Linked DNA regions of Homo sapiens: regions 2, 3, 4, 5, 6 and 7 are each linked to region 1. Evidence: chromatin loops called from intact Hi-C (ENCODE). Cell type or tissue: B cell. All regions are shown on one strand.

Region 1 (4,000 bases):
CTTCCATGAGATCAACTTATTTCACTTCCACATATGAGTGGGAACATGTGGTATTTATCTTTCTTTGCCAGACTTATTTTATTTAATATAATGTCCTCCAGACTCACCCATATTGCCACAGGATTTCATTCTTTTTCGAGGCTGAATAGTAATACATTGCGTATATATGCCACATTTTCTTTATTCGTTAATCTGTTGATAAACACTTTGGTTTATTTCATACCTTGGCCATTTTGAAAAGTGTTGAAATAAACGTGGGGGTGCAGATATCCCCTTGACATACTGATTTCCTTCCCTTTGAACATACACCCAGTCGTGGGATTGCTGGATCCTATAGTAGTACCATTTTTAGATTTTTAGATCTTTGAGGTACCTCCATACTGCTTTCCATAATGGCTATACTAATTTCATTCCCACAAACAGCACACAGGTTCCCTTTCTTCCAGCATATCCTCTCCACATCCTCTCCAGCAGATTTTGAATGTTCTCATCCATAAATGGTTGAGGTGATAGGTATGCTAATTACCCTGATTCAATCATTACACATTGTATACATGTATCAAAATATCACACTATATCACATAAATATGTAAATGTACTGTGTCAATTTAAAAAATCATAAAAGCAAAAAAATAAGAAAAAATCAAGAAACCCATCTCATTTACAATAGTCACACAAAAAATATAAACTTAGGAATAAATATAAACATGGATGTCAAAGATCTGTACAATGAAAATTATAAATATAATAAAAAATTAAAATGGACACAAAAAAGTGGAACAACATTCATGTTTATGGATTGAATTAATATCGTGAAAATTACCATAGTGCTCAAAGTTAACTACAGATTCAATAAAATCTCCATCAAAATACTAGTGACATTCTTCACAAAATAGAAAGAAAAATTCTAAAATTTGTATGAAACCACCAAAGATCTCGAATAACCAAAGCAATCCTGAGCGGGGGGAGGGGGTGGGGAAAGAACAAACCCGGAGAAATTACACTACCTGACCTCAAAATATCTACAAACCTATAGTAACCAAAGCAGCATTGTACTGGCACAAAGATAGACACATAGGCCAATGAGACAGAATAGAGAACCCAGAAATAATTCCACACACTTAGACCTAACTGATTTCTGACATTGGAGAAAGGAAAATTTCTTCTGTAATCTTTTAAACTTTGTTCATTTATATTTCATTTTGCTTTTTTTGTTTCTGATCCTGCTTTTTTGTCTCTTACTGAGTGTATTAGTTTCCTAGGGCTGCCACAACAAACTACCACAAACTGGGTGGCTTAAAACAACAGAAATTTATTGTCTTACCGTTCTGGAGGCTAGAAGTATAATTTTAACATGTAAGTAAGTTTGGTTCATTCTGAACTGTGTGAGGGAGAATGTGTTCTGTGCCTCTCTTCTAGCTTTTGGTGATTTGCTGATGCTCTTTGGCGTACCTTGGTTGTAGATGCGTCATCCCAACCTCTGCCTTCATGTTTGCATGGTATTCTCTTTGTATGCATGTCTATTCTCTTCATATGGCGTTCTCGTTTTAAGGATACTAGTTATATTGAGTTAGCGAACCACTGTACTCAAGTGTCACCCCATCTTTTTAAAAAAAATTTTTATTTTTTGAGACAGACTTTCCTGTTGTTGCCCAGGCTGGAGTGCAGTGGCATGATCTCGGCTCACTGCGACCTCCGCCTCCGTAGTCATACTTTACACTCCCACAGATAGACCCTACAACATCTACTCGTTGGTCTAAATTAGGTTATGTTGCTTCTTGCTTGCTGAGTGTGCTCCTGACTGTGGAGAATTCCTCCCTCTACTGGTTTATCCTGAGAATTGCAACAATTTCTCTGTATATCACGCCTATCAGGGTCCCAGGCAAAAATTCTTTTAACCCGGTGGAGTAAATTTCCCAAATTCCTCATGACTGTGTGAACACATGAAGATATAATAAAATGGGGTTCGTCACTCTATCTTATACATCACATTACCATACTGCAATGGTTCTGAAACTTTTATTCACGTACTAACATCTCTAAAATAAGACTACATCTTCTAATCAATGGAATCATACAATTGTTATCAGTATTGTGATATAGTTGTTATTATAAATCTAATACAAAATTAAAGTGGACACAAAAAAGTGGAACAACATTCACGTTTATGGATTGAAAGAATTAATATCGTGAAAATTACCATAGTGCTCAAAGTTAACTACAGATTCAATAAAATCTCTATCAAAATACTAGTGACATTCTTCACAAAATAGAAAGAACAATTCTAAAATTTGTGTGAAACCACCAAAGATCTCGAATAACCAAAGCTCCTGTGCATGCAGGAGCTTCCTCATAGCTGTTCATATTGTTACCACTTCAAAAGAATTATGCTCATTGTTGATGCTCTATGCATTAAATTTAATTGACATGTGCAATGTACCCAAATTGAATACACTGATTAATCACTGAAACAAAATGTTATTAAGTACACAGAAAGGTATGAAAATAGTGTCTCAGGGCATAAATTTTATATCAGTAATGCACATACTCATTGTTTTAAGGACAACTGCATTTCCATATTTTCTTACAAAGCAACAACCAAATGCTTTATAGGACCTAAGAAAGAATGGTATGCATGAGTAGGTGACTTTCTATTATGATGTTCTATTGTTAAGATCTATGCAAAACGATTGCCTATCACTGACTAAGCAGTACAACTGGAGGCAGAAGAAATTGCAAAATACTCCAGGATAGATTAAAGAATTTCGAGCCAGAGAGAGGCTATGTGACCCATTCAGGTTGGGTAGAAATATCATTAAGGCATCACATATCAATTTGTTAGAAGCTTCCTGTTGTCACATTTGATGGCAAAATTTTACTGTACTAGACAGCTAAAGAGCATCCATCCATCATAAATCTCCTTCTCTCTGTCTCTTTTTTTTCTCTCTCTCATTTGAGATGTAAGCTCTTTCTCTTTTTTTCCCCCAGTCTAAGGCATACTCTTTATTTTTCTTATCTGGGTCATGGCTCTTTCTCTTGAGCACACATATCTTATAAGCTCTAACTGCCGAACTATCTTTTCTTTCCTGAAAATCTCCCTCTGGGTTCAAATAGCTTTTCTTTGGCTATCTGCCCTTTCCTTAGTTTTCCACATGTTATTGTTAACATATGGTGTAATTATAGGTGATTAATACTAAAATGAGAAGTAATAAACTATAAACAAGCAGAAAAATATTAGAATTTCACTCACCCATTTCCACGTATTGCCAAGGATTTTGGCATCATCTGAAGGCAGAATAAAAACTAGAATGCTTATCTGCATGTAGATTTCCCTTTTGTATTTTCAAACTTTTTAAGTAAGTGTTCCAGAATATCCCTGTCAGTTGCCGTATCTCTTACTGTGTGCTTCTGGCTCTTATGAAGGCTTATATCACACTTCACCTCACGGAAAAGTTAACTATATTGGGGGATCTGCAGGAGGAGATAATCATCTTGGCCCCAGAAAAGCTGGAATGAGTCTCTGAGATTTTATGTCAATGTAAATCCAGGCCAAAATGAAATACTTTGAGATGAACTTAAAATCTTTCATTGACCTTTATGTGGAGGCTCTTATCTTTATCATAATACATTTTCTATATTAATATAATCTAGCTTTTTGGGGTCTTTTCTGACTTCTCTAGGATTCTAAAGGCATTCTACATACTACAGGAGAGTTCTGAGTGTTTTCAAGGTTACTAAAGTTTCCCACCGCTCACTAGAATTCTATTTTCTGAGTATTTTTTACCCATTTCCATCCATGCGAAGTTTCTCTTCTGAGCCTGGCATTATTTTCTTTTATTCCACTCAAGTCTTCACAAAACACATCTGCCTTTTGACTCTTGCTATCTGGGCTGTCAGCCGAAACCCACAATAGTGTGGAGCCTGTGAAAGATGGCTCAGCCTTTTGTGTTGTATGCATCCATTCAAAAGGACTCTATAGGCAGAGTTAAGCAGACATACA
Region 2 (4,000 bases), 200 kb before region 1:
CAAAGGAGACAATACCAACAGAGCTGTGCTCCAATAATCAATTTTCCATCATGCTACCTGAAGAGCCATTCATTCCAGAATACCATCCCCAGTGTTTGAAATGCCAACCTTTTCACTTTCAGTCAGCTTTGGGAACCCTAACCTGTTGGTTGCCGGAACAGAAGAGCTCTCAAATGCCTTTGCCAAGCATGTTTCTCTGTGGATAGAGACAGGCTAAATACATACATTTTACATTGCAGGAGAAATTTAGAACACCTCTTGGGTAAGCTTCCTGGATCCCTATCCGTGGAGTTTCTTAAGGATAGCATAACTGTCTCTCATTCCTGAATGAGAATTCCTAGCATTACAGAGTAAACTGCATTAGAATTCTGAGTATCTTATGATACTGATGAAATGCTCTTTCACATCCAAAACAAACAAACAAACAAACACAAACCAACGAACCAACCAACCAAACAACAACAACAACTACAACAACAAACTGGAGAGTTGCAGTGGGAGCAGAAAGTCCCAGAATCCTCTAGGTGTACTTAAAACAGGAAGGCAACAAGAGGCTGTCTGACAGAAAAACAGGCCTGGAGGAATTTACAAAGCCCCTTCCAGGGTCTAGTCCTTTGACCAAACCCTAGGTATTGTTTGCAGCCTGCAAGGGTAAAGGGGAGAAGGAATATATGGAAAGGAGCAAAGCAGAAGTTGAAAGTGTCAGGAAGATGAGTGGAGAAGAGATGAAGAAAGGGGAGTTAAATGAAGAAAAGGGGGATGTGTGTTGAAAGGAAGAGAGAGAGTGATGGGTAAAAAAGAGGAAAAAAAGTTGAAATACATAAGATGAAGTTCCCCATCAACAAATGACTCAGTTGATCAGTAAAAAAACCCTCAGAGTGGCCAATCTTCCACTTGACCCATACCCCACCCAGTTCCAAACCTCACAGCAATGCCGTGGTCCTCTATGAGCACTTTCTCGCCTTTTCACAAAGGCTAATCTCACCTATCAAAGGCCACAGCCGTCATGGAGTAGATACTGGCGAAGACAGCGGCGATGGGAAAGAAGTTGTGGAACTTGCAGTAGAACAGGCCGTAGTACCATTCGTTGTGGACAGCATAGGTGAAGTTCACCACTGTATTGAATGCAGCCATGGAGGCCTCCGCGAAGGCCAGGTTCACCAGAAAATAGTTCGTCACTGTCCTCATTCTTTTGTGGGCTAAGATGATCCACATCACTACCACGTTGCCCACCACAGAGGTCACCACAATGACCGTGTAGGCAGCTGCCCAAAGGACAATTTGCCAGGCTGGTTGCACGAACTGATTGGGTTCCGAGGTGTTAGTGGAGATGTTTGGGGAGAGGTCTGAGTCCACCGGGAGGACGTTATCCATTTCGAAGCTAGGCGGTAAAGCCCTACTATCTGTACACAACCCCCCTCTGCAGCAGAGTCCTGTGGCTGGCGCCTGGGGCTCAGGGTCCTTCTAAAGCCAGACAGGAGGGTGGAAGGCTTTTTCTGGGCAGCACTCTTTTTGAAAGCTGAACTGGCGCTCAGAATATAAACGCTTCTGGATGCACTGCCCGCCTGCCCGCGGTGGCTCTGAATTCCTCCACTTTCAAGCTTCAGGAGACGTTTGAGTTCAGAAGTCTGGAGACAGCATCTCTCTTGCGGTAAACTGAAAAAGGGAAAGAAATTCCACCGGTCACAGTTCTAGGAAGCAAGAGATCCCCCGCATTTATGCACCTGCTGCTGCCTGCAACTCCTATTTCTCCTTCCTCCGCAGGGAAAGGCAAAGCCCTGTGCTGCGTGAGGACTTAGGAGCGAAGTGGGGGCCCATTGCAGCGCGACCTGTAAAAGTTCTGAGCCTATGGCCAGGATTCTGGAGCTTCGTATCCAGCTGGAGATTTTTCCTTCTCTTTTGCTGCCGCTGCCGCCGCCTGCAGTTTCGCGGGCACCTCTCGGTTCGGGTTGCTCAGCTCGCGAGTTAGCTGCGCACGAGGCTTTTATAACCCCCTGCAGAGACGTCACTGGGAAGGGGCAGTACCTGGGCTGCGTACTCGCCAGTCCCGGTGCGCAGCGCGGCAGCTGCGCCAGCTGTTGACAACTGTCTCATTCCACCGCCGCAGCTACCACGCCTTTTGCTGCTTGCTACTTGCCGTGGGAGTCTGCGAGCCGGGAGCCCCACGCACTCCGCGAGGGGGCAGTAGGTGGCTTGGAAGTAACTGACACAGATGCGGTCCGCAGCTGGAATCGTCGTTGCACGAGGGGTGCTGGGAGGAAGGAAGGATTTGGGAAACAGCTGGAGTGGAGGACAATCAACTTCCAGGGAATGAAGCCCAGAGCCCTGAGACAGCTCTGCAGAGGCGGCTTGCCTGTGGCAATGGGAAACGGTCATGTGTGGGGGCGATGTGCCAGCGCCGCGCTCCGGGCCGCGCTCCAGCTACCGAGAAGCCAGAGGCGACGACTCCCTGGTCCAGGTGTCCCGAAAACAACTTTCCTGAGGCTGTGTTTAGGAAACACCCCCACAAAATATCTAGCTCAGTTACCTGGCTAGCTGATTCACCTGGGAAGTGACAGTCTCTAAGCTTTGAGGACACTTTCCTCAGCCACCCTGGTGACTTGGCCCCTCGTTCCAGGAGAAGCTCCATTTGAGCCCTCCACCTGACCCCTCTGGATGAGCCTCTGCTCAATCACTGGGGACAGGGCTGAGCTCCCTGCGAATCTTGGTGAGCGCAGGAGCCACACTCATAGGCAGCTTGTCGCTCAGACGCGCGGCTCTGGGCTCTCCGCCAGCAATCACTGCGGCGCTGCGTTTGCCTCCCGGGGACCTGGCAGCCTCCGCCTCCGCGCCTGCCAAGCCTGCAGGCCAGAGCCGGGCTCGGGGTGGCATCGGTGGTCCTTCTCCCTGTTCCCCTTCCAGGTTTGCATAGGGGCTGGAGGACAGGTCAGCCAGCCTTCTCTGCCCGCCTCCATCCTGCCCTGCCGTCTTCTGACTTTGAGGCCTCGTATCCCAGTCCAAGACCATTTCAAACGGTAGAACTGGTGCCAGACACTTGGAGGAGGCAGGGCAAAGACTCGCCAGTCCGTATAAACCCTTTTGGAGAAGCCAAGATGGGATGAGCTCCGCAGCACGTTCCCGCCAGACTGCTGCAGGCAGAGTTCCGCGGAAAACTGAACCCCGGGAGTCCTCAGGGGCCCATCTACCCCGGTGCACCGCCCCCTCCTTTCACTGCGGGGACTCGGAGCTGTGGGACTGGAGCGCGCACCGGCAGACTTGCGCGCAGGTTGGAGTTGGCGCACACCCGCGCCAGCCGGGGAGCGGCGTTTACGCACTGGTACCGCGAGCGCTCAAAGCATCTCTCGGGAAGTGCTTTAAGGCTGGGAAATTTACTATACACTTATGCCGGGCAAAAATTGGATCCCACGCCGGGGAGGAGAATCTGCTGTTTCACTCTGTATTTTTTCGGAGCCTGGGATTTTAGCGTATATAGGAACCGCACATTGCTTTGCCAGGTTCTCCTAGGCACCCGTAAACACACTGCATAGAAAACTCTAGAGATGCTTTCAAGAGAACAGCGTCCCTTTATTTAGAGCGGCTGCACAAGAGGTCTTCTTTGTGGAAGGGAATGCCTCCTCCACCTTGGATCTCTGCTTGAGGCTTCCACCATCTCAAAGAGCTGACAGAGAGAGGGAGGAAAAGGGAGAGGGAAGGGGATGCGGAGGGTGGGGGAGGGGGGAGGGGAAACTTCTCTATCTTTAATTTTCCTTCCAAGCTGTTTAAAGTTATCTTTTCTTTTTTCTCCCTGTCCATTAGAGCCAGGCTGACGTTTTCAAAAGGAACTTTATTCAGTGGTTAAGGGAGAAAAAGAAAGCTAATCGAATAAAATCTAAATATGTAATAAGAGCTAAATATAAAATAAATATGAAATAGCTAAAAAGTAAACATTAATCCATTTATCCTCCATTAGTACAGCAAGTTGATATTTTGAAGCAGGTACTGTGCTGGGCACTGGGGCTGG
Region 3 (4,000 bases), 93 kb before region 1:
AATGTATTACTGGGGAAGATGCTATGCACGTTGTTGAAATGACAACAAAGGATTTAGAATAGTACATAAAACCCTTAGTTGAAAAAGCATTGGCACAGTTTGAGAGAATTTACTCCAATTTTGAAAGGAGTTCTAGTGTGGGTAAAATGCTATCAAACAGCATCACATGCTACAGATAAATCTTTTGCAAAAGGAAGAGTCCATTGATACAACAAATTTCATTGTTGTCTTCTTTTAGAAAAAGGCTACAGCCACCCTAGCCTTCAGCAACCACCACCCTGATTAGTCAGCAGCCATAAACATCCATTAGCAAAAAGAGTATGACTCACTGAAGATTCAGATGATTATTAGCATTTTTTAGCAATAAAAAATTTAATTATGGTACATACATTTTTCTAGATATAATGCTATTGCACATTTAAGGGTTTAGTGTAAACATAACTTTTACATGTACTAGAAAACAAAAACATTTATGTGACTCACTTTACTGTGATATTTGCATTATAGCACTGGTCTGGAACTAAATCTACAGTATCTCTGAGGAAGTATATCTGTATTTTTATCAAAGCAACTGTTTCTCCAGATGAAATTAGAAAGCACAATTTATGAAATTCTGAATGAATTGGAATAGTAAACTCCTAGAGCTTTGTACATTCCCAAGAGAGGTTCCCATTTTCAGTGAAACAAGGTGGGGAGCCCCGAGGCCCGCAAAGGCTCATGACCAGCAGTAGACGTGCAGTGAATTGGTGTGGGCTGGCTAGACATCTGAAAGTCCTCCAACATGAAGGCTGGCCAGGTCTCAGGATCAGATGAGAGGCTTAGAAGCCAGGTATTCAGTTGTAAATCAAGACCATACACATCCCTCCATTATCTGGCATTATGTAATGGAGGGACCAAGATACCACTGGGGTAAAGGAGGACCAGGAAAAACACCCAAACTTTGACCGAGATTATTTGAAAGCAAGCAGAAGGAGAATAAGAAAAATTAAGAAATATGTGTCAATAAGATCGGAATAGTGGTTTCCCTCCGGAAGAGTGAATAATTTAATCGGGGGAACACATGGGTCTTCAAATGCATGCATAGCATTATACATCTTAAGTCAGATAGATGGTAGGTACCTCCTTGAGTGTCCAGAAGATTCAATAATACAGTTCTTAGGAGACATGTGTTACTCTTCTGGGCTGAAGAGATAAGCTGTGAAGGACTATCAGATGTAAGAAGGGTGGAGCGACTTCTTCACAAAAGGAAACTAAACTCAATTTTTCGCAAAAAAACGAAACTAAACTTTAAGACAAAATTAGTGCCCCAAGAGGGTGATGAGTAATGGTGGAGCCATCTGTAAACATCGGTAGAGGTTGCTGGAAGCAGGGAATAGACTGCTTTCAAATAGCAGGTTAGAAGTTTTCTGTCCTCAGGCTGCAGAGGCAGCAGCTCCCACTGTCACCAAGAACTCTGCTCTGGGGTTGGTGGTACATGAAGTCTCAAAATTATCTGTTCCCATAAGCTTGGGTGTGTGTGTGTCCTTCTGTGTGTTCTCTGCCATTCCACAGGCTGTGTGTGTGTGTGTGTGTGTGTGTGTGTGTTGTTGTTGCTGTTGTGTGTGGTGGGGGGGTGGGTCAGAGGGAATTCAGAGGGGGCTCAGAGGCTCCAAAATAAATAAGTGGATGAATGTCTAGTTGCCCCCTTCACCCCCGAGGTGGAAGACAGATTCTTTTAGTATCCTCCTTGCTCTATCTTTAGCAATAAAAAAAATTAATTATGCTGCATACATTTTTCTTAGATATAATGCTGTTGCATATTTAAGAGACTAGAGTTTAGTGTAAGCATAACTTTTATATGTACCAGAAAACAAAAACATTTATGTGACTCACTTTACTGTGACCATTACGGCAGTGGTCTGGAACTAAATCAACAGTATCTCTGAGGAAGTATACCTGTATTTTAATCAAAGCAACTGTTTCTCCAAATGAAACTGGAAAGCACAATTCATGAAATTCTGGTTGAATTGGAATAGCAACCTCCCAGAGCTCTGCACATTCCCAAGAGAGGTTCTCGTTTTCAGTGAGGCAGGGTGGGGTGTCCCGGGGCCTGCAGAGGCTTATGTCCTTGTTCCAGCCAAGGGAGAGAAACACAGTAGAGAACTGGACATTTGGCTGTGCTCTGGCCAAAGGTGGTGAAAATGAGCAAGAGTCCTGATCCATAGCTAACTGGGATGCCCTCGTTCCAAGCAGCACTGCTACAGTTTCTCAGGTGCATCTCACCCAAGGACACAGTCAGGCATCAGGGACCAGGGGGCAGAGTGATCTGGCCAATAGCAGGTGTGCAGGAGGCAGCAGCCTGCAGTATCCGGGGACAGCCACAGGGGTTCCCTGTATGGCCAGTGTGAAAGGCAGGAGGAGGATGTGAAACTGCTCATAGGAACACAGCCCTCTCACTGATTGCTGAGGCCAGGTGGTGGAGGGTGATAATATAAGATCATGCCCTAGAAAAGACCAGGAAACCACATGCATCAATATAACCTTTGTCTATTTCTCCCAACACATGTCTGAGCAACATACTGAGTTTAATTTAGTGTTGCATCGAAAGGAAGGAAAATACGACCTATACATGTAGATTCAAAGGGACCTTTGCTAAAATTATTACGAGATGAAGACTAGTGTCTTTTATACCGCTTGGTACTAACTCTATGAATGAGTACATTAAGAGGAATTAAAATGGCATGTCTGAATAGAACTAAAATTAGGGGAAGAGTTAATTTATGCATCATTTTTTACTAAACAATGAAATCTAAACATGTTATTTATGCTCAGTCATGAATAAAATGCAGCTTTCAATTTCTCCGTTATTGAAGGATGATTATTTCCACAGGCTTATTTAATACTTGTCTGACATCATTTAGTATAATATAATTACCTGAAATGAAATTTCATTTAAAGAAATTAATGGGGTCATGACCCCACACAATATTTTGTAGCCAAGATGCACTTTTTATTGAGAAAAATAAGATTCTTACAGTGTGAACCACCAATGTGAACCACATCTGTCCTGTTGTATCTTCACGATACACATTGACATTAGCATCCTTGTAGGGTAGCAGCATTTTGTGAAGGTGCACCAAAATGACACTTTTTTCCAAGCTTGTTGTTGAAGAAGTGAAAAACTAAATTGTTCCCAGCATTGGGGTTTGATTGTAAACAAGTCACACCCTAGACGGTGAGACAAATTGGATCGAAGTGGAAGAAGACACCCGCTTTCAGGACCCCTCATGGTAAGGGACAGTCCTAGGGCTGTGTAGGCCATCTGCGGAAATTCCATCAAGCCACAGAAGACATATGCTTACCCGGGAGAAAGGCCAAGGTTGAGTGAACTATATGCCAAACAGAAGGGATGAGGCAAGGGTGTGGATGGCAGAAGCAGTGGGATTTGGTGGTTAAGGTAGGCAGCTCAGGATATAAATTCACAGACACTAAGCCCATGGTGGCTGTTCCTCTTATGTGTGGCCTGGGGTATCTTGCTAGAACAGGAGCTGGATTGAGTAGAAACTTTTGTCCCAGGGAGTTGGCTAATGTCCACAGTTCCGGCAGCTAAATGGCAGATCAAGAAATGAACATCTCTTACAACCTCCTCCTGGTGTGCCTTTCTCTACTACAGAGGCTGGAAAACTGAAAACTATATATCCCAGACTTCCTTGCACCAAGATAACCAGAGGCACTTGTGTGAGACCTGAATGTAGAACCAAGTTCTGCAAGGAGGGAAGTGGCAAAATGCGAGGCATCTATTTTGTGGATGTGGCTCTAGCCAGCATGTGATGGCTTTGGAACCAGCTCCCCGTGGGGCAGCTTCTTGACCCCCAGTTAGACATGGAGTGATGTGAGATCCTGGAGCCAAAAGGGGTACAGTAGCTTCCTCATCCACCAACATTCTAATTATAGAAAAAGTCGCTATACTTTTAGTCAGTTTTGTTCCAAAAGTCATTTCCAGAGACCAGCCTAGACTCTG
Region 4 (4,000 bases), 480 kb before region 1:
AGGATTGGTGTAATTGAATGGCAGGGGTATGAGATTTGAGGTCAAGGAAATATTTTTATTATTTTTTACGATGAGAGAAATTGTAGTACACATGTATATTTATGGGAATGACTCAGTAGAAAGACCAAAAATTTCATATGTGAGAGAAGGACCAATTGATGAAGCGATGTTCTTGCGTGGGCGCGAGGATGGGATCGAGTGCACAGCGGAAGGTGGCACTTAGGAACACGCAGCACTCGTCCATGCCAGCAGGAGGCAAGGCAGAATGGTGAGTACAGGCACACGTGTACTGATGTGGTGCTGGGAGTGTGGGTAGAATAGGCGGTTGTTCTGGATGATGGATACGGTTTTTCTCAGCTCTTAAAAATGTATTATTTCAAAATCAAACTTTTCATCATAATCTTGTCTTTAGCTCTTTCCTATTCTTCATCTTGCAGATCTAGATAGTCATTAGGCTCTGTTGATTTCACCTACTGAGTGGGTCTTGTCTGTAATGCCCATCTGGCTCCTTCAGCTCAGTGCGATGGAAGGGCTCTGCTCTGTAGCGACTAGAATTTAAAGCTAGCTGGAATTTATCAGGCATTTGATGGCTACCTGTTTAGGGGCCCTACCAGGGAAGTATTCCAATAAAATTGGGATAATAATATGCTTACCCCATAGGCCCATTTAGAGAATTAAGATAAATATCAGGTGCTAAGCGCTCAGCATTTCCCTGGCACATAGGAGGTTGAGCTGTTGGTATCTTCATCCACCATCACTGCTGTACTTCATGGTGAGCTTTCTATAGAGCAGGTCTCTGCTTTAGAACCTCTGACTCTGCCAGCTACCTGGATCAAATTTGAACTTTTCACCTGTTAAACCAAGGCTTTCACGATCTGGCCCCAAACTCCCTTTTTTGCCCCATGTCCCAGCACTTCTCTTTCATGTTCCTTCTATTTCAGACACAGAACTAGCCCTTCTTCAACCTATATCCTTTCTTTTCAGTTCCACGATTTTACGGAAGATATCTTGTCACTAAGCCTGGCAAAATCCTGCCCATTCTTTAAGATTTAATATATATCACGTTTTCCTGCGGTACTTCCTGGACTTCCCTTCGGACGCCTCTGGTCCCCAGTCTGGCTCCTTCTTAGGCCTGTCCCGTAATTCTAAGCTTGTCTGGCTGTCCTTCCACTATGAGCTCTTTGGGAGCAGGATCTCTGTTTGGTTCCATTCTTTTTGGTGCCTTGAACAGTACCTGGCACCAATAAACACCTTAAGGAATGACCACATTCCTTATTCCCTCCTTTGTATCCACCTCTTTCCTAGCCCTTAGTGTTGCACATTGTTGATGGCCTGTCTTCCCCATCACGCTATTAATGCCCTGGGAAACAAGACATTATCTTTATTTCTCCCCACGTCGCCAGAGCCTAACACACAGTGGCTCCATCTCCGCTCACTGCAACTTCCGCCTCTCGGGTTCAAGCGATTCTTGTGCCTCAGCCTCATCATGAGTAGCTGGGATTACAGGTGTGCGCCACCGTGCCCGGCTAATTTTTGTATTTTTAGTAGAGATGGGGTTTCGCCATGTTGGCCAGGCTGGTCTCCAACTCCTGACCTCAAGTGATCCGCCCGTCTCGGTCTCCCAAAGTGCTGGGATTACAGGCTTGAACCATCGCTCCAGGCCTCGATAAATGTTTAATGAATAAAACGATGAAAGGACCCGTCGCCTCCTAAATGCAGATCTCGAGGGAGCCTCCAGGTGGCGCTCGCCGCTCGGAGAAGCAGGGAGTCGGTGCGCCGCAGCTCCGGCAGGCGTCTGGGAGGTGGTCGCCTCCTCACCTGCCCAGGCGGCCGTCCCCCGGGAGCGGGTGGCGGTGACCTCAGGACTGACGCACTGCCTCCTCCGGGCGGGTGCGCAGCCTGCGTCAGGGGCGCTGTTCTCCCTGTGCTCTTGGACCCCGCAGTTGTTTTAGGAACATTCACTGGAGAGCGAGAAGGGGGCCGCCTTCCGGTGCCCGGTGGGCAACACCTAAGCCGCGGTGTTTACTGGTGAGGGAGTCGGCTGTCTGCTGGCGGCTGTGACAGCTGCAACACGCCACACAAAGATGTTATTTACCTGTCATATTAATGATAGTGTTAGCAAGTGCGTGGCACGTCCAGTACTTTTTTTTTTTTTTGAGACGGAGTCTCGTTCTGTCGCCCAGGCTGGAGTGCAATGGCGCGATCTGGGTTGACAGCAACCCCCGCCTCCCGGGTTCAAGCGATTCTCCTGCCTCAGCCTCTCGAGTAGCTGGGATTACAGGAGCCCATGACGAAGGCCGGCTAATTTTTTGTATTTTTAGTAGAGACGGGGTTTCACCGTGTTGGCCAGGATGGTCTGGATCACCTGACCTAGTGATCCTCCCGCCCCCGCCTCCTAAAGTGCTGTCCAGCACTATTCTAACTGCTATGTACACATTTACTCAAAGGTACATAAGATAATACAAAATAAAAATTTCCATTTTATAATGAGGAAACATAGGGGCAGAGGTTGGATAACTTGGCCGAGATGGTCCATTTAGCAGTAGCAGAGGCATGGTTAGAACCCAGGCGGTCTATACCAGAGCTGGCAGATGCCCCTTTTATGCACCCCTGCCTCCCTCTCAATGTCCAGCAGGGCTACCATCCGTGTTCCAGCTGGCCCGCGCTCAGCCAGCCAGACACCATTTATTAAGCACTTACTATGTGCCAAACACCTTGCTTAGTGTTGGGGATGAGCAGGTAAAGGGGAGAAAGTGTCTCCCTTTCAGAAGCCTCCAGGCTATCAAGGGAGAAAAAAGTGTTGTGGGTGAAAAAGGTGTTGTGGGGGATGGTTGTGCCAAACGGTAATGATGGACAGAGTAACAATGGGCACCCATGGGAGGAGCCGTGGCAAAGGAGATGCTGGCCTTCCCAGACAGCCCACCTGGCCCTTTTCTTGTGTGCCGCTCTTGTTATGGGTTTTTCTGGGGGAGGCATGGGGACACTGGTGCTCTGGCCTCGGTTCTGAGAGCCTGTCCAGGCCCGAGTCCCTCTAGGGCTTGGGCACACCCCACTCCAGTCTTGTCCTTGAATCCCTGCACAGTGGCTGGGACCCTTGTCCTTAGTGCCAACTTCTCTGGTGCTGCCTGCCTGCCTAAATTTCTGAATATCAGGGACTGTGCTCCACTTGCTGCTTGGACACTGCTCCCATCCTCCCACCGGTTCCCATCCTCAGCCTGGTCCCATGATCAACAGCCACAGCTTGCCTGATCTTCCCCTAAACTCTGGTTTTTGTGGCCCCAGACTAGCCAGCTCCCTGTCCTTCTGGTGCAATCACACTTCTACCTCTGCTCCAACTAGTGGTGTCTATGTGTAAGACCCCCAGATCCCAGACTCTTTCCTTTTCCTCTGATACATCAGTCCCCTGCTGACTCCACCCATCCTAGATGCCTTCTCGGTTGATCACTTGAACCACTTTCTTGCTGGCCCCTCAATTTTCTGTCTCCTTGTAAACACTTGCTCTAGAAACCCCCTCCTTTCTCCACTTCTTCACCTGGGGTGCTCAGGGATGCTGAGCTGGAATTCCCAGAGCTGGCAGGTTGGTGCTGGGCAGTTTTGGAAACATGATTTTCAGGCCCCAGTGTAAAAACATGTGGGGCCAGGCACAGTGACTCACATCTATAATCCCAGCACTTTGAGAGGCAACTCAGGAAGACCACTTGAGACCATGAGTTTGAGACCAGCCTGGGCAACATAGCCAGACCCTGTCTCTGCCAAAAATTAAAAAAAAATTAGCCAGACATGGTGGTGCGTGCCTGTAGCCCCAGCTACTAGGGAGGCTGGGGTGGGAGGATGGCTTGAGCCCAAAAGGTTGAGGTTGCAGTGAGCTATGATTGCATCACTGCACTCTCACCTGGGTGACAGAGTGAAACCCTGTCCGTAAACAACATACTTTTTATTGTCTGTAAAAAACAAACAAACAAATAAATAAAATAAACACATGGGGCCCTTGTTCAAAAAT
Region 5 (4,000 bases), 710 kb before region 1:
TAAGCAGACAGCAACACACTTTGAAAGGCGCTATTGTTAAGGTGTGTTCCAAATCTGAGGAACCCAAAGATACCTCATTCTACTGACCTCTCTTCTTAACTAGCAGCTTGAGAAACAGGTTTGGGATGCCAATCAAAGCATTTGTACCACCTAACCAGACTCCCCTGAAGCTACTGAGACAGTCTAATGTAGTGTAGTCTAGTGAGACATATACATGCCTCATTTTGTCTTTTGTGTATATCAAATTTTACATAATAAAACACTTTAAAATAAGATGTTTTTCTGTCTATGGAACCAGAAAAAACAAGAAAAAAAGGTTGGTGACCTTGTGTGCTCCCCAAACAAGGATTTGTGGAGAGTGGGCATTCTATACTATTGTTGGAAATGAAATTAGTACACACTCTATGGAGGGCATTCTGGTAATATCTATTGAAAACTTTAAAGTGTATATATCATTTGATCCAGTAATTACACTTTTAGAAATTTATTTTAAGGAAATAGCAGTATAAGTGTGCAAAGACATACTTCTAAAGATTTTTATTTTTATAATAATTATAAGCCTAAAATGTTGGGAAAAAAATCAATTATTCAACAAGTGAAATTTGGTTAAATAAGCTTCAGTATTGACCTGAAAAAATGTCCACATTGTTAAGCAAAAAAGGAGGAAACAATAAGAAAGAGAAAAGTGTTTCCTGACAGACAGGAGCTGGCCTGGCACTCATAGCCAGGCCTCAGTGTTTTCCTATTGAACATAAAGGATTTCATAGAACACCAACATCAGACAAGGACACTCAGTGCCAATGATGAAGAAAAAAATGAGATCACTCTATAATCATGTCTCAACACAGGCAAAACAGGTACATTGTCCAGACCACAAAATGACCGAGCAGCCTCCTGTCCTGGCTAATAGGAATGACTGGTGCTTCTTTACCAGTTCTTCACTGGCTTTAGCCTTGCAGCAGTCTTCCCTCCTTCCGGATGAGAGTTATTAAGATACCCACGCACAGAATTACCCTGCTTCCTTAAACCCTTCTGCAAACCCCCTAGCACAAGCCTGAGTCCCATAATAAGTTCTTTCTAACACCCTCTTACTGAAACACCCCACGGTTCCCCATGCCATGCATTCTCCCCCGCAGCAAAGAGTAATAACCCCAACTTGCTTGACTACAGGTGTGTTCCCAGTGATCTTTGGCTGGACAGCAATGACAACCAGTACTATCTTACAATCATTTGTAATAGATAATGTATTTCCACTGTTATAAAATTGTGTGGCATAGCACACAACAAACTGTTAGCAATGGTCACCCCTGATGAGGGGTTTTACTTTTGATTTACTGTCTTATTTATTTATTTATTTTTTACAATGTGCATGAATTGAGATAGAAGGAGGAGGACGATGAAGAGGTGGGGAAGGAGAATAAGTGAAGGAAAAAAATGGAAGAATGAAGAGAAATGAAGATGGCAGTGGCAGCAGCACTAAGACGTTTGATAATGATGTTATTAGAGGATATTTATGTTCTTTAAATATCTATAACTAATATGCATTACACTTGAATATGAAAAACAACAGTTATTTTTAAATGAAAGGAGATTGTGATTTTTCCGGAGAAATACAATATGACTATTTCTAATTTTTTATTTTTGCAATAGTGAAGTAGGGATCTCGTGCCCGACTAACATTGAACACAAGTTTGAAGACTTTTGGTTTTCTGGGTCCATTGCAGTATAGTTAGATGCAGTAGGTGTCGCTTTTTCCCCAAGAATAGCCTGTTGCTAATGCTGGTGGAAGTCCCTTCTGAGCTGTGCCCAATTCTGTCAATTATCTGTCTTCAAGATTTGCCTAATCTCTAACCTTTGAGTAATGTGTACTTGTAGTTTTCCTTCCTTCTGTAATTTAGATCCATGATCCAATCTAGATAAGGGAAATTACTACACATTCTTTATTCCTTTCTGTAGAACTTTCACATAGCCATCCTATTAGATTTTCGTGGTCATCCAAAGTGCTTCAGGCAGGTATTATTGGCTTCATTTTAGAGATGAGGAAGGCGAAGTTCATTAGAAAACTGAAGTCATTAACAATTAATTGGTCAAGGTTTCTTTCCCCTCCATTAGCTAATTCAAGAAACAAGGATATAGGCAGCAAATAAAGCACGATTTGTGCTTTAAATATATGAATATATATTTACTGTTGTAAATATGTCAACCGTAAAAATACATTCCCATCAGTCTCTGAGAACTGCAGTACAAATTATGAGAACTGACCATGCTGCTCACGTACTGTGATTATGCAAAAGCTTTCAGAGATGCATTACATGGGGGAGCCCTCTCAACTTTGGACAAGGTGTGCAGCCTTCAGAGGTCTGGGAGTTGTTCGGAAACACCTAGGCATCCTCGGGGAGCATGCTGAAGGTGACTCATGTTTGCATGTGTGTGACTTGGGGTTACGTTATAAACATGAGGTTTTGTGCTGAGTGGTAATATCAGATGCAAAGGACTGTTTGCTCCCTCTTTTGGAGGTCTCGTACTTTTCCAAACCTTGCATGTTATCAATTATCAGGCAATCATTTCCTGAGGACTGCCACATAGCTGCTGCTTTCCCTTTTCCTAGTTTGCTTTTCCTAAAACGTTTTGGAGTTAGAAATCAAATAACCAAGCTAGGTAGAAATGAGCATAATGTAAAGTTTTCCCAGGTTCAAAGTAACTCTATTTGAAGGCATTTGTATTGGTGCATTAATTCCTGGTTCATAACTAAATTATGGAAAGGAGACACTGACTGATAGGAAGCTGGTTCTGGATAGATGAGGGATGATTATGCCAATATTTTTCAGAGTCCCAAGATGATCAAGGCCAGCTTTGATCTCAGTCTACTGAGTCATGCTGGACGTATATATGGCTCGGTCACTCCATTGCTGCAGCCATTGGAATGCTCCTGTCGGGGGTAACAGTGTCCAGCCTTACGGAGCAGGCCTGACCACCCTCCGATGGTGTGGTGGGCACTGGGCCAGGAGGGAAGCTGGTGGGGTGTGGGGCAAGTACCAGGCAAAAGAAGTACCAGGCTCTAGGGGCAGACTGCTGGATTATGACTCAAGTTGACGCAGGAAGATAACAAATCCAGTCCTCTCCCCAGAGGAATTGAGACCTAGGAGTGGCCTTCTCACAACTTCAGGGTGCAGGGTGGAGAATAAGTAAGGATCAGATGCACCACACATACCAGCAGCTTGTGCCAGGCAATGTGCCTAAGATGAGGTGGGGAAAGGCAGACACAGAGTTCATGAAATGTGGCCAACAGAAACGAGGTAGCAGAATCCACCCAACTAGCTGTCTGAAATACAAGGCAGGGACCCAAGGGAGGAAACACATATGGGGGACATTTAAGGTCCCAAGAGACCGGGGATGAGGTGACAGGACCTGGTATGCTCTGCCTATGACCTTCAGCCCCATTGTGGGGCTGAGAAGCCTGGCATTTGGAGGCTTCAGACTGCCACAGGGATCTCCAAATTCACCCACTGGGGAGGCAAAGGCTTCTGTTGGATGTGTGGCAAGGAGGAGCCCTCTTCACTCAGGCAAGGTGGGCAGGCTTCAGAGGGCTGGGAGTTCTTTGCAAACAGCTAGGATAGGGCTAGGACTGGGTATGAGTACTGAGGACAGGGGCCATGGTCACCTGGGAAATCAAACCCAGAGTAAGCTTTTTTGGAGCCCACAGATCTGAGGCTTCTGTTCAGAGGGGCAGGGACCAGGCAGAGCAGACCAGCTTGGTTTTTCACAAAGGTGGGAGTGAGTTGGAAAGTGGCCTTAGGTCACAAACACTAGCCACTTTAAGAGAAATGCAGCTCATCTCACTGACCTTGAAATGAGTTTTGCATGTGCACACACGAGTGTGTTTATTTGTGGGTGAAAGAAATTTATCTAAACAATTACATACATATGCTCGTAATAAAGCATTTAGGACATGCTGAAAAGTAAATAAAAATAAGAATCACTTCAAAACCCATAGGCCAGA
Region 6 (4,000 bases), 62 kb after region 1:
AGGAAAACAGAGAAGAGGCAGATACTTGGTGACAACTCGTCCTAGGGCAAGATAAGATGTATTACAAAGTCACTTTAAAATATTGAAGATGTAAATTACCTTTTTTTCAATATAGAATGTAAAAACTAGTTTTCTTCGTTCTAAGTATGGGCAGCAGTTGTGTATCTGCCCAGTAGAGGGAGGTCTCTCACCTGCTTACAAAAATAGCATTCAATACATAGTCATGCTCAAATGTGCAGGAAAAAAAAAAGATTTCAAAAACTTGAAAAAGGTTTGAAATAAAATCATGCCAAGGATTATTGGCATGATAATGGGATGCAGAAGAAACTAGTGGAGAGGTGAGCTGGGTACACATTGAATAGATTGTATGCTGAGTCTAGACTTTATCCTGACATAAAGGGTTATAATCTTAAAAGCCTACAGGGAAGAGGTAGATCTGTAAGTGATTGAAACAGCTGGCAGGAACAAAAGAGAAGTTGACCCACCCCAAGGACGGTTATTGGTGACTTGAAATCTGACTAAGATAACAAACAGAAAAGGAAAATAGATCATAGTAATACTCTTGGAGATTATTACGAAGTTCTCTTTGGTCCAGACTGCCTGACTTATAGAAAGATGTTAATATATGGCCCAGTCTGAGCATGGAAAGTCTAGTGAAAAACTCAGGCTCTCCATCCTGAGCAGTTAAGCTAGTGAGATATAGAAGATGTCTACCTTCAAAGATGGAGGTGGTTGATCACATTATTTTGCTATAGAATACATCCTGTGAATAAACATTTTGAGTGATAACAAGTGATCCAGTGAATAAAGATTTTGACTGATAACATCTCAACTAGAACCCAGGATTCTGAACCTACACAACCTACAGAACCCCACATTCAATATGAAGAACAGGCCAAGCAAACACAGGCTCTTTTCTGCTCCAGTCATGTGACTTCTTTAACATGGTCTCCTGATAATTAGGCTGACTTCAGGGAGTTCCAAACCAAAGTTTAGAACAAAACAAGGCAGTGGCTTTCCTAGTTCTTTCCCCCAAAAGATAAAACTCTAATCCAACCATTAGGTGCCATGCTTCTCTGATGACAAATAAAGGTGAGCCAAACAAACAGTAAGCCCATGGAAAACACACCTTCAAAATAGCAGGGAAATCACTGCTCCCTAAACATGGGGCAGAGCTTGTCCAAGCCACTAGGTGCCACCGCACAGCAGCACAAATGGACTTTTCATAGTCTTATTTAAAGAAAGTGTTTCAGAACTGAACCAAAAATTGGATAGGGTCTAACACATGAAATGAAAACTACAAATAAAAGTAGTAATATTGCCAAATGCCTATATGGTACTTGCTATGCCCTAGGCTCTATTCTGAGAGCTTCTCTCATACTGACTCATTTGCTCTTCAGCATCCCTGTGGTACTGTTATTTCCATCTTCATGTTACAGTTGAAGAAACTGAGTCACAAAATAGTTATTTTGCTAGTAAATGATAGGGTCAAGATTGGAACGCAAGTGTCTGCTTCCTGAGTCCTTGATTCTGGATGGCTAAGCCAGGAGAGATCCAGAATTGTGACATTTCTCTAAATAAGTGCATCTTTCATTTAAATGTCTACAAAATGTAGTATTGTCTCAACCAGAAAACTGTCCTCCAACTCGACTCTTACAGTTACATATAAATTACATTTATTAGCAATGTAGTATATTTAGTAAAGTTTGATGTAGTAAAGTAGGAGAGGCTAGGTCCTGTGAAAGTTTTAAAGTAGCTCTGAAGCCAGGTCCTCAGAGCTGCAAGAGCTTTGTTGGAGAACCTGAGAAGAAGGTCCTGGAGAGCCACAGGAGTGAACTCACTGCTCAGACTCAGGGCCTCCGTGCAAGCACCATCTCTTGCTCCATAGGCCAATAACATTCTTGCTGACCACCCTAGACCAAGGGTTGGCAAACTATTTCTGCAAAGGTCCAGCAAGCTTTGCAGACCATTCCGGCTCTATGGCAATCACTCAACTCTGTCATTGTAGTGCTAAAGCATGTACAGCTAATACATAAATGGATAGGCATGACTATGTTCCAAGAAAACTTTATTTATGAACATTGAAGTTTGAGTTTCATATAATTTTCATGTATTAGAAAATATTATTCTTCTTTTGATTTGTTTCAACCATTTAATTTGATTTTTGATATGTTACAAAAATTTTGATCTGTTACAAAACTATTCTCAGCTCATGGGCTGTACAAAGACAGGCAGGCATGATTTGGCTCTGGGGCCATGGTGCGCCTACCTTTGTCCTTCATGGAAATCAGGAAGGAGGAGGTGACAGATGGGGAGGAAGAAGCCTGAGCGCCACCTACAGGCCAGAAAATCTAATGTTACTCCCAGGATAACCATTTTGGAAAGTCAAATCATTTCTGTGGTTCCCAACCGTGGAAATACAACAGAATTATCCAGGGTGCTTGTTAGAAATACAAATTTTTAGGCTCCACTGCCAGAAATTCTGATTCAGTCATGTGGTTAGGTGAGGAATCTATTATTTTTAAAGCAGCTCATTGATTTAGGCAAGAGGTCTTCAAAATGTGGTTTGCACTCTGGGGAAGTATAGATATAGCCACTAAAGTATGGAAAGAAAATAGTAGAACTGCTTTCTATATAATTATTTGTCAATAAAAAGCAAGAAGAAAATGAAGTTTTATAAATACTTCTCACATAAGTTGACACTGGCTCCTTCACTGGGTCTGTGTGTCAGTGGTCATTGATCACAAACAATACATGAGGAAATTCTACAATGTGGAGGAACTGGTAGAGGCACCTTCACTCCTGTTTCCTGTCAGTGTACTACATAAGAAAAAAGGCCAGGACCAAGAATGACTGAGACAATTCTGAAGAAGAAAAAAGGAGATTTATCTACCAGATCTCAAAACTCATCATAAAGCTATGTTAATTAAGATTGTAGTAATGGTGCAGGGATAGACAAATAGGTCAGTGGAATAAAATAATCATGTAAAAGATGATGGACTACTCAATCCATGATACTGGGGAAACTGGTTACCTCTAAATGAGAAATGAATGTAGATCCCTAATTCACTTCATCAATAAAAATGAATTATAGGATAAATAAAGTATGAAGAATACAAATATTAAACTTTCAGAAGAAAATATCTTTTTGGTTTCAGAATAAGGTAAGATTCTTAAATAAGACATAAAAAGCATGAATTGTAAGGGGAAGGACTGATAAATCTGACTCCTCTAAAAGAAAAACGTATTTATGTTAAACAAGAAGCATCACAAACGTAATTAAAATTCAAGCCATGAAGCAGGAGATTTACAAAGTATATAACCAATAAAAGATTGTAGCTAGAATTTGTAAAGAATTACCACAAATCACTAGAAACAAACAAAAATACGCAGTAGGGGGAAAAGGAAAACAATAGGAATGGGTAACTCATAGAAGAGGAACTTACAGCTAAAAAGCCAATAAATACAGGGAAAGATGTTTAATATCATTAATATCAGGGAAATGTGATTTCAAATAACAAGATACCAAGTCATATACCAGATTGTGACTAGATTAAAATAGCTGATAATATCATGTGTTGTCAAAGATTGGGAGATAAGGGAACCCTCCTATGCAGATGCTGAGAGTGTAAGCTGGTATAACAATTTCAGACAGAAATTTAGCAATACTTGTTAAAGTTGAAGAGGCACAAACCTACAGCCTCAAATTCAACTTCTGGAAATATACCCTAGATAAATTCTCATACATGTTCCAAAAGAAGATATATAGAAGAATTTTTCGTAGCAGCACTGTTTGTAACAGAAAAAAAATAGTTAAACATAAACGTGCATGAAAGGGAGAATGAATAAACTGTGGTCTATTAGAAAGGACTTTTTAAACTGAGTGAATCAGAGTGACATGTGTTAGCACAGATAAACATCTAAAAACATAATGTTACTGAGAAAAGGCAAATTGCAGAAAGACACATGCAGTTTTAAAACAGGAATAATAATGCCAGAC
Region 7 (4,000 bases), 340 kb before region 1:
TCCCAAGGTTAAAGTCACCAGAACTAAGTTAAAGGGTTTTTAAAAGGTTTGATATATACTGTCATTTTCCAGAAAACACGTGCCAATCTGTACCAGTTTATGAGATTACCCTTTTGTTTGCACAGCTGCACTGGGCACTATCAGGTATCATAGTTTTTGCCAACATGATAGGTCATACATGGTTCTCTACTTTAATTATAATTCTTAACTCATTGTAACTTAAAATTTTATAATTGTATTAGTCTGTTTTCATGCTGATAAAGACATACCTGAGACTGGGCAATTTCCAAAATAAAGAGTTTTATTGGACTTATAGTTCCACATGGGTGGGGAGGCCTCATAATCATGGCGGAAGGTGAAAGGCACATCTCACATGGTGGCAGACAGGAGAAAAACTTGTGCAGGGAAACTCCTCTTTTTAAAACTATCAGATCTTGTGAGACTTACTCACTATCACGAGAACAGCATGGGAAAGACCTGCTCCCATGACTCAATTACCTCCCACTGGGTCCTTTTCACAACACGTGGGAATTCAAGATGAGATTTGAGTGGGGACACAGCCAAACCATATCAATAATTATGCTTTTTAATCATTTTCATTTCTTCTTTTGTGAACTGACTGCTTGTATAATTTACTCAGTTGTATATTGGGGTGGTCATATTGTCTTTCCTAATTTGGAAAGAACTCTTTATGGCTTCTATTGTGTTATACTTAGAAGGACCTTCTCCATTTCAAAATCACAAAAACATTTACTGATATTTATTTATTTGTTTATTTGCATTATAACTATTCAGCCCATTAAGGATTTATTTTGTTGAGTATTATGAGAAGAAACTCCAAATATTTTTTTCTCCAACATTGCTTACACTTTTCCCAGGACCACTTATTGGATACTCTATCCTTTTCCTGATGATTTAAATTTGCACTTGGACCACATACCACTCACTATATTGTTGGCTCTGTTTCTGGGTTTTTCTTCTGTTTCCTTCATCTATCCCTCCTTACTGGTGTCAGCTCTGCACCATCTCAACTTTTATGACTTTGTAACACATCCTTTATCTATGGCAGTACAAATCTCCTCTTATTTCTGGGATAGAAACCGACCTGGATTACTCTGGTCTTAACTCAGAACACGTAGGACTTTAATCGTTGAACAAATGAACCCTTAATAGTGGCTACACCATTAGAATGTCCTGAATTTTACTTAGTTTTTAAAATAAAATATCTTCAGACCTGCACATTTCTTACGAAGAAGGTTAGAGAATGGTCTCAGTTATTTAGAGCCAGGTTGGCAGCTTCTCAGAAGAGATCAGGTTGTAAATCCACTGGCCCTTCCCAGCATGACATGCATGATGAAGTGTAGTGGTGAATGTTGTTGGTCTGCCTTGGACCTCATGGCCCCCTTACAGATTCTTTCTTGGGCAGCAGTGTTAGGAAAAAAAAAAAAAGGTTCTGAAAAGGGTGCATTGCTAGGAATGGCTCAAGAGTCTGGGAATGCTCTAACGAGAGACATTGAAACACAGACTCATGCAGAAGAAGCTGAGCTCCCTCACCCACACTCCTCCTCCCTTCAGTCTGCTTAGGGAGAGGAGGCAGGGCAGTAATGGTGTTTGAGGAGGCAAGTGGCTGATAGTCCTGCCTGAAATTTCAACTGGGTAGATACGTTAAGAAAAACAAACAAAACTTGAATTCTAAAGCTTCTGCAGGCTTTGAATTGCTGAGAGAGGACAAGTTAGACGGTCTTTGGGTTGGCTGGGGAGCTTATTGTATTTTGGGATAGGAAAAAATAGGGCAGAAGCCTAATTTAGGTGGAGAGTGAAAATGCTAAATTGATCTGTGTGGGGAAAAAATATAAAGAGTACAGGTAACAAGAAAAAGGGAAAAAGATACCATATTAAGCATGACAGAAAGAGGGGCGAGAAAGAGTGCGAGTGCACCTGAGCCCCATGGTTGGAAGAGGGACTTGCAAAAGGACACAGCCAGCAAGACATTTCCTGCAGGGATGGCTGCTCAATGCATTGTAAAGAACAGTGGTATCTGAGTGCGAATTCAAGAAAACACAATTTTGTCCTAGGCTGTAATTCCCCGATTCAGCTCCTCAAATCTTTAGTAAAATATGCCTCATCCAAAAATTCCATGGTAGTGGGGCTTTGAGGAAATAAAGGAGAGTGACTCTTTCCCAGAGTGGAGACAAGTGGGCAGGCCAGGGCTGGTGGCGACCACAAAGCTCCTAGTGGTAAGTTAAGGTTCTTACTTAGGGTGGAGAAGAGGATGTGGTGGAGAGGGAGACCCTGCCTCAGGCAGCAGGGAGACAGAAAGGGACCTCCTGAATCTGCATTATGCTCCCTGGTCAGCCTTTCCAGCCTGGCAAGATGATATCAGTCATCTGAAGATTCCTGGAATCTCTGAGGATGTTCTCCAAGTCCTCCGGCCCCAGATACGGAAATGTGAGGCAGGTAACTGCCACCAGGTGGCGCCAATCTGCAGCCGGCACCTGGACCAACCAGTATTCATTAGGCATTTCAGTAACCTAGCAAGAAAGCAGCATGCATTTTATGAGGTCGAATTCATTACACACCACACAGTGCCCACCTCCCAACCCCTACATTCCTTACCATGTCATGGTGCAGTTTTCCAGTATGTGGGGTGTTTTGTTTTAAACCACTGTAGCATGAGTTTTGCAAATCCCCTTGGAATACTGCAACCCTATTGAGGACAAGGCTGCATTTTATATGTGACATTTGCTCTGAGTATCAGTGGGTACTGATACATGTTTTGCTGATATAATCCACCCACTCTCAAACCCTCTAGATGGGTCTTAATTCTATTGTGTTGTGCTCTGCTTGAGGTTGAGTTAGCTGAGTATCGCATCGCCGCAGTGGAAGGCTTTTTGCTGGGTGGGTAGGCAGGGACAGATCTGGGATGAGCTTCTCTCGATGCAGCAGCTGGAATGAACACTGGGCTGGGGTTGGGGGTTGTGGGAGACGGATTGGATACATGCAGAAGTGAAGCTTGTACTTTATCCTTCTGTCACGCACTCCAAATCAGCTTATTTTTGGTGGGACATTGTTTAGAAACTGCTTCAATTGGTGCCAACGGATATGAGTAAACATTTCTTGATATACGTAAGTTACACCATAAATGTGGGTGTTGGTTGGTATTTTACACTTCCTCTCATCTCTCTCTGGAGTTTGAAAAAGCACTTAAAATAATCAAAACAGTTTTAGTCCCAATAGCCTGTGACTAATAGCCATCCATGTCTCTAAGTCTGGACTAAGCATCCAGACTCACAGCCCTGATGCTAAGTGCCCATTCTCTTTGCTGTGCCCTGAAAATATGTACTCTCAACAAGACAAATCTTAATACAGCCACTACTAACAACTGGCCAGGAACCTTTTCTTCTGAGGAAATTTATTATCAAGTGTAATACAATGTAAATAGCTATCGGCTTAGAAGATGTAGAAATTTCATATTTTCTACCTGCAGTAGTTTCATTGTAAAGGTGTTTCTGGAGAGTGGATTCCACTTCATCTCATTACCTCTGGGACTTTGGGTAAAAGAGAGATATTGCTAACCTCCTTTCAACAGGAAAAATTAAGGTGTAAGGAAGGTAATTGCCTTGTTCAAGTCACTCAGGGTTGAAATGGGAATAGAAAACAGATCAGTCCTTGTCTCATTTCAGCCCTGTGCATTTCTTTCTCTTTCTGCTCAGATGAGCTAAGAAGAAGAATGGATAAATGTCACTCAGAGCGGGGAAACCACAGTTTTTCAAGAATGAACAAATACGTCAAGCACAAAAATTATCTGCAGCATTTTATAATGGCAGATAATTTATTGAAAAATTGTGTAGCTTAAAAAAGCAGGCCCAGGATTGAAATTCATCTAGACGAGTGACTGGAATGCGGCCAAGTCTTCGATTCCATTTCATGTTTGGATTCATTCTTGTATTTCCACAGCCTGTTCTTGTCTTGAACCCTGAGCCCAGAGAGACTCTCGGTT

Evidence for each region. Peaks named below come from ENCODE experiments on the same cell type or tissue, not always from the same donor. Only the 100,000 strongest peaks of a DNase experiment are listed, where the experiment ranks them.
Region 2: a loop joins it to region 1, with 20 times the contacts of the local background. A loop is called at or near these places in 29 of 110 quality-filtered maps.
Region 3: it touches region 1 in a loop (8-fold over the local background); 7 of 110 quality-filtered maps call a loop at or near these places.
Region 4: a loop joins it to region 1, with 25 times the contacts of the local background. A loop is called at or near these places in 89 of 110 quality-filtered maps.
Region 5: it touches region 1 in a loop (8-fold over the local background); 30 of 110 quality-filtered maps call a loop at or near these places.
Region 6: it touches region 1 in a loop (14-fold over the local background); 5 of 110 quality-filtered maps call a loop at or near these places.
Region 7: a loop joins it to region 1, with 18 times the contacts of the local background. A loop is called at or near these places in 60 of 110 quality-filtered maps.

The regions. Positions count from the first base shown.
Region 1 is chr2:75,402,324-75,406,323 of GRCh38, forward strand. No RefSeq gene overlaps it. Among named protein-coding and RNA genes, the nearest start is that of EVA1A-AS, 120 kb to the right of the region's middle. RefSeq lists an enhancer at 1,673-1,732. In B cell, CTCF peaks have their summits at 1,805 (motif pointing left) and 2,006; a DNase peak (open chromatin) is centred at 1,818; H3K27ac peaks cover 523 bases.
Region 2 is chr2:75,197,561-75,201,560 of GRCh38, forward strand. TACR1 (tachykinin receptor 1) reads right to left here and starts at 1,960. Exons shown (of 5, transcript NM_001058.4): 1 at 986-1,960. The coding sequence starts at 1,374. The region is part of intron 2 of TACR1-AS1 (TACR1 antisense RNA 1); the gene reads left to right. In B cell, CTCF peaks have their summits at 2,145 (motif pointing right) and 2,344; DNase peaks (open chromatin) are centred at 2,131, 2,701 and 2,911; H3K4me3 peaks cover 904 bases; H3K27me3 peaks cover 2,941 bases.
Region 3 is chr2:75,309,789-75,313,788 of GRCh38, forward strand. No RefSeq gene overlaps it. Among named protein-coding and RNA genes, the nearest start is that of TACR1, 110 kb to the left of the region's middle. RefSeq lists an enhancer at 2,190-2,259. In B cell, a CTCF peak has its summit at 2,368; a DNase peak (open chromatin) is centred at 2,393.
Region 4 is chr2:74,918,192-74,922,191 of GRCh38, forward strand. The region is part of intron 1 of LINC01291 (long intergenic non-protein coding RNA 1291); the gene reads left to right. LOC105374809 (a long non-coding RNA gene) reads right to left here. Exons shown (of 5, transcript NR_187884.1): 5 at 35-2,095. Among named protein-coding and RNA genes, the nearest start is that of LINC01291, 11 kb to the left of the region's middle. In B cell, CTCF peaks have their summits at 1,756 (motif pointing right) and 1,961; a DNase peak (open chromatin) is centred at 1,820.
Region 5 is chr2:74,689,024-74,693,023 of GRCh38, forward strand. It overlaps a transcript of SEMA4F not described here. Among named protein-coding and RNA genes, the nearest start is that of SEMA4F, 37 kb to the left of the region's middle. In B cell, a CTCF peak has its summit at 1,746; a DNase peak (open chromatin) is centred at 1,758.
Region 6 is chr2:75,464,577-75,468,576 of GRCh38, forward strand. No RefSeq gene overlaps it. Among named protein-coding and RNA genes, the nearest start is that of EVA1A-AS, 57 kb to the right of the region's middle. In B cell, CTCF peaks have their summits at 142 (motif pointing right), 2,311 (motif pointing left) and 2,517; a DNase peak (open chromatin) is centred at 2,335.
Region 7 is chr2:75,062,656-75,066,655 of GRCh38, forward strand. All of the region lies in intron 2 of TACR1 (tachykinin receptor 1), which reads right to left. Among named protein-coding and RNA genes, the nearest start is that of MIR5000, 26 kb to the right of the region's middle. RefSeq lists a silencer at 2,452-2,551. In B cell, CTCF peaks have their summits at 2,466 (motif pointing right) and 2,667; a DNase peak (open chromatin) is centred at 2,476.